2 separate regions of the Homo sapiens genome follow, and region 1 is linked to region 2. Evidence: read pairs that join two places in POLR2A ChIA-PET (ENCODE). Cell type or tissue: K562. All regions are shown on one strand. Each heading gives the region's core, and the rest is flanking DNA. Links, peaks and the distances in the headings are about the cores only. Region 1 overlaps NCBP2L (nuclear cap binding protein subunit 2 like). Region 2 overlaps FRMPD3 (FERM and PDZ domain containing 3).

Region 1 (2,923 bases), core at 307-2,806, 200 kb after region 2:
ACCTCAGGTGATCCACCCGCTTCGGCCTCCTAAAGTGCTGGGATTACAGGCGTGAGCCACCGTGCCCAGCCTATCCCCTGAATTTTTTTTTTTTTTTTTTTTTTTTGAGACAGAGTCTCGCTCTGTCGCCCAGGCTGGAGTGCAGTGGTGCGATCTTGGCTCATGCAAGCTCCACCTCCCGGGTTCACGCCATTCTCCTGCCTCAGCCTCCCGAGTAGCTGGGACTACAGGTGCCTGCTACCACGCCCGGCTAATTTTTTTGTATTTTTAGTAGAGACGAGGTTTCACCATGTTAGCGAGGATGGTCTTGATCTCCTGACCTCGTGATCCGCCCGTCTCGGCCTCCCAAAGTGCTGGGATTACAGGCGTGAGCCACCGCGCCCAGCCTCCCCTGAATTTTTAGGGGTCCCTGTTCTAAGGCCAGGTGCTGTGGCCCATGCCTATAATCCCAGCACTTTGAGAGGCCGGGGTGGGCGGATCCCTTGAGGCCAGGATTTCAAGACCAGCCTGGGCCACACGGCAAAACACTATCTCTACAAAAAGTACAAAAATTCCCTGGGCATGCTAGCGTGCATCTGTAGTCCCAGCTACGCAGGGAGGATCACCTGAGCCCGGGTAGGTTGAGACTGCAGTGAGCCATTATTGCTCCACTGCACTCCAGCCTGGGAGAAGAGTTCTAGACCAACCTCCTTATATATATTAATAACAATATTAGATGAATGAGTCTTTACTATATGCCAAGCACTGTGCTAAAACCTTTATAGTCATTTTCTACTGATTCATCATCACAAGCCTGTGAGGCAGCCTTGTTTTCATAGCTCTCGGAGACATGGAATTGTTTTCTAAGGTTACACAGCTGGCAAGGGGCAGAAATGGGACTTGACCCTGAGTCAGTGTCACTTAAGCCCCACCCAAACTTCAGGCCTTGGATCTGCACCAGGATGGCTACATTAGAATCACCTGGGAAGTTCACTTTTTTTTTTTTTTTTTTTTGACAGAGTCTTGCTTGGTCACCAAGGCTGGAGTGCAGTGCCACAATCTCGGCTCACTGCAACCTCTGCCTCCCGGGTTCGAGCGATTCTTGTGCTTCAGCCTCCCGAGTAGCTGGGATTACAGACACATGCCACCATGCAGGGCTCATTTTTGTATTTTTAGTAGAGACGGGGTTGCTCCATGTTGCCCAGGCTGGTCTTGAACTCCTGAGCTTAAGATCCACCCGTCTTGGCCTCCCGAAGTTCTGGGATTACAGGAGCCACCAAGCCCGGCCTTATTATTATTATAATTATTGAGACAGGGTCTTGCTCTGTTGCCCAGAGCTGGAGTGCAGTGGTACAATCTCAGCTCACTACAGTCTCGACCTCCTGGGCTCCAGGGGTCCTCCTGCCTCAGCCTTCTGAGTAGCTGGGACTGCAAGGGTGTGCTACCACGCCCAGCTAAATTTTGTAGAGACGAGGTCTCGCCATTTTGCCCAGGCTGGTCTCAAACTCCTGGCTCAAGCAATCTGCCTGCCTTGGGCTTCCCATAGTGCTGGGATTACAGGCATGAGCCATGAAGGCCGGCTTTTTTTTTTTTTTTTTTGGACAGTATTTGGCTCTGCCGCCCAGGCTGGGGTGCAGTGGCACGATCTCGGCTCACTGCAGCCTTGGCCTGCCTGCCTGCCTGAAGGGGTCCTCCCAACTCAGCCTTCTGAGTAGCTGGGACTACAGGCGTGCAATCTCTCCTCACTGCTACCTCCGCCTCCCGGGTTCAAGCGATCCTCTCATCTCAGTGTCCCGAGTAGCTGGGACTACAGGTGAGTACCACCACGCCCGGCTAATTTTTTTTTTTTTTTTTTTTTGTGGAGATGGGGCTTTATCATGTTGCTCAGGCAGGTTTTGAACTCCTGAGCTCAAGCAATCCGCCTGCCTTGGCCTCCCAAGGTGCTGGGATTACAGGCGTGAGCCACCACACCCAGCCTGGGATCCATCTATCATTCTATCTATCTATCTATCTATCATCTATCTATCTATCTATCTATCTATCTCTCTCTCTCTCTCTATATATATATATATATAGATCTATAGATATCTATAGATCTATATATAGATATCTATATATAGATCTATAGATATCTATATATATAGATCTATAGATATCTATATTTATATATAGATATCTAGATATCTATATATAGAGAGATATATATATTTATATATATATATTTTTTTCTTTGAGACGGAGTCTCGCTCTGTCTAATTTTGGTATTTTTAGTAGAGACAGGGTTTCACCATGTTGGCCAGGCTAGTCTCAATCTCCTGACCTGAGGTGATCTGCCCACCTCGGCTTCCCAAAGTGCTGGGATTACAGGTGTGAGCCACTGCACTGGGCAGAGATCTATACTTTTAAAAGATCCCCAGATGATTCTTAAAGGTAGCCAGGTTTGGGAGCTTTAATGTTCTCAACCACAAACTTTTTGTTTTTATTTTACATTTTAATTGAAATTGTATATATTTAAGGTGTACATCACGGCTATATATATATATATAAATATATATATATAAATATATATATATAAATATATATATAAATATATATATATAAATATATATATATAAATATATATATAAATATATATATATAAATATATATAAATATATATATATAAATATATATATAAATATATATATATAAATATATATATAAATATATATATATAAATATATATATATATAAATATATATATATATATACCCACACATATATACACACATAGACTACAGTCAAGCTAACATATCCATCTCTTCACATAGTTATCTTTGTGTGTGTGTGCGTCTGTGTGCAGTGAGATCTACGCTATTAGCAAATTTCAAGTGAACAATACAGTATTGTTAACTATAGTCACCATGCTGTACATTACATCTCTAGAACTTATTCATCCCATGTA
Region 2 (2,923 bases), core at 163-2,662:
CCCTTTGGACCCTGAAGACATGGAGGGAAGAGCTTCTCTGCCTTAGTGCTCACCCCGTGCCAACAGTGCCTGATTTGCCAGGAGCCAACACTGTACCACTATATCCTAGCTGGCACAGCCCAGTGGGAAAGACAGCTGGCCTTCACATGTACTTGTTTCACAAAGGATACCTGTGACAACATTGTGATTGAGTCAGCCAATGAATGTATTATTAAAATAGCAAACATGATAAATAGAGCCAATTAAATGGCTGCATTGGATCTAAGGCAAACTTAGCGGTGCAGAGATCTAGAGGAAACTTACAGGTGTTCTGGCTCAGTTGAAGTGAAGATGAAAATGAATATAAAGGTCTGATGAAAAGGAGGTGGCTCAAAGAACAGGTACTTCACATATTAGACCTAAGGCTCATGTAGATGCAGTAAGTGCTCCCCAACCCCAGCACCCAGAAATAATGAGTGAAGCTGAGACTGACATCCAGTAGTTTGCTCTCCTCACATGCTGAATACTCTCAACCCACTTGCCCTTGCTGCTTGACTATTTCTTTCTTCAAGGCTGTGGTTTTCTGAGTAGTCATATCACACTTTGGGAGGCTGAGGCAGGCGGATCACTTGAGGTCAGGAGTCTGAAACCAGCCTGGCTAACAAGGTGAAACCCTGTCTCTACTAAAAAAAAAAAAAAAAAAAAAAAAAAAATACAAAAAATAGGCCAGGCATGGTGGCTCACACCAGTAATTCCAGCACTTTGGGAGGCTGAGGTGGGCAGATCACCTGAGGTCAGGAGTTTGAGACCAGTCTGGCCAACATGGTGAAACCCCATCTCTACCAAAAATACAAAAATTAGCTGGACGTGGTGGTGTGGACCTATAGTCCCAGCTGTTTGGGAGGCTGAGGCAGGAGAATCACTTGAATCTAGAAGGCGGAGGTTGTAGTGAGCTGAGATCACGCCACTGCACTCCAGCCTGGGTGACAGAGTGAGACTGTCTCAAAAAAAAAAAAAAAAAAAAAGCCAAGTGTGGTGGTAGGTCCCTGTAATCCCAGCTACTCGGGAGGCTGAGACAGGAGAATCGCTTGAACCCTGGAGGCAGAGGTTGCAGTGAGCCGAGATCCCGCCTTTTTACTTCAGCCTGGGCGACAGAGCAAAACTCCCTCTCAAAAACAAACAAACAAACAAACAGTAGTCAGATCAGATCTCGATCGAGGTGTTTGAGAGCAGACACATACTCCTGATGGATGGCCCAGACCTAGAAGGCTGTGGACACCCCCCACCCACACACATCTTCTCACCTCTTGTCTCTTCATCACGATCATCATGACATGCCTGAGTTTACATCTCATGACATTGTCCATAGGAACTAAATGGCAATGCACCAAACACAGATTTGGGAAAGGATAGGTGGCCCCAAGGCATATGAAGGAGATTCCACATAGAAAAGCAAAGGAGCTGACTTAGGATAGTAAGAAACCAGGGGGCTGAGTTGCTTCAAGTCTCCAGGTGAACAGCTCTGAAGGGGCGGCCATACTAGCAAACCTACAGATGGCCGAATGATGAAAAAGCCAGCATTAGCATTATCACTGTCACTTCTGCTCTTCCTCTCTCTAATCACATCCAAGTAAACTATACCTCCTACTGAACAGGCTAGAGAGGGAGAAAATGAAAAGGGAAGATAAAGTGAAGAACCTGGAGCCCAGCCAAAGACCAAATGTGACAGTGAAGATTATTTGGAGGGAATCCACTTTCAGAAGGCACTGGAGGTGGCTCTGTAGTCCCACCCTACCTAACAAACAGTTTTTTGTCATCCCATCAGCACCCTAGCCAATGCTGGCCCCAAGTATTCCCCTTGCTCTGGGGATAGTGGCACCAAGCACAAGAGGGATATGTGCTTCAGTGCAGCCTCACTGAACACATTCCAACATGCCATGTTGCTTTTCCAAAGGCAAATCTGTTTTCTTGCATTCTCTATGGGCTAGGTGTGGCTTTAAAACACCCCACCCCCCACCACCTTCCTGACTTCTGAGATCCGCCTTCGGCCTGCAGAATGATGGGGGCTCATGTTGCCTCTAGCACAGGGCCTCTGTGTCCATGCGGGAGCCAGATGGACCACTGTGATGTCTCTGTTTTTGTGGTACTTCTCCCTCTTGGGGTAGAAATAATCAGCTTAGGGGCAGAGACCTACAGAAAGTTCTGCTCTTCCTTCGCCATCTCTTCTGGCCAGAAACATGAGAACTTGAACTAGGCATCATCTCCCTAGGTACATGGTTTAAATCTTGGGCCCTGTTACTTAGCTTTTTGAACTGTTAGGTGCTCTTGGTGGGTGGAGTGGGGCAGAGTGAGCCTCACAGCTCTACCTGGGTTCACTGAGCTGCCACTGCCCCAGCAAAGTTCTAGGACTTGGTGTGCACATTTTGTCTCATGGCCGCTAAGAAGGGAAGGGCACAACTGAGGAGACCTCAGCTCAGGTTACAGTGAAGGGATTATCCGTTCCTGATATTGTAGACTTTTAGGACCAAGGTCCGAAGTTGAGATCAGTTTCCTACACCAGCCCTTACTTTCATCCCAGAACAGAAGCCCCAATGCCAACTGTTGTTCCTTAACAAAGGCCAATAGGGAATAGGCATCCTCCCAACCTTATCTGGGCTTTTCCCCCAGGGTCCAAAGCCACAGCCTGGTTAGGTCCTGGTCTCTCAGAAAAGGGAGGAAGAGGTCTGGCCAGCTCTATTCTTGTCCCACAGCAGCTACTGGCTGTCAGCAAGTCCAACTCAGGGCTCAGCCTATTGGGCCTAAAGGATGAAGTTAAACCAGCAACTGGGAAAGTGAAAACATCACCTTCCTTCAAGTCTCAGAAAAAAAAGGAGAATGGGGACATGGTAGGGAAGGGACTCCCTCTTGGGCTTTATCAGTAGCTTCACCAAAGGTACTACACTTA

What was found. ChIA-PET counts read pairs that join two places held together with the same protein. Peaks named below come from ENCODE experiments on the same cell type or tissue, not always from the same donor. Only the 100,000 strongest peaks of a DNase experiment are listed, where the experiment ranks them.
Region 1: POLR2A ChIA-PET joins it to region 2 with 5 read pairs; 3 of 35 experiments call an interaction of 5 or more read pairs at or near these places.

The regions. Positions count from the first base shown.
Region 1 is chrX:107,779,657-107,782,579 of GRCh38, forward strand. The region is part of intron 1 of NCBP2L (nuclear cap binding protein subunit 2 like); the gene reads left to right. Among named protein-coding and RNA genes, the nearest start is that of NCBP2L, 3.4 kb to the left of the region's middle. In K562, for the core only: no CTCF peak of the experiment used is centred there; no DNase peak of the experiment used is centred there.
Region 2 is chrX:107,576,499-107,579,421 of GRCh38, forward strand. The region is part of intron 13 of FRMPD3 (FERM and PDZ domain containing 3); the gene reads left to right. Among named protein-coding and RNA genes, the nearest start is that of FRMPD3-AS1, 32 kb to the left of the region's middle. In K562, for the core only: no CTCF peak of the experiment used is centred there; a DNase peak (open chromatin) is centred at 1,643.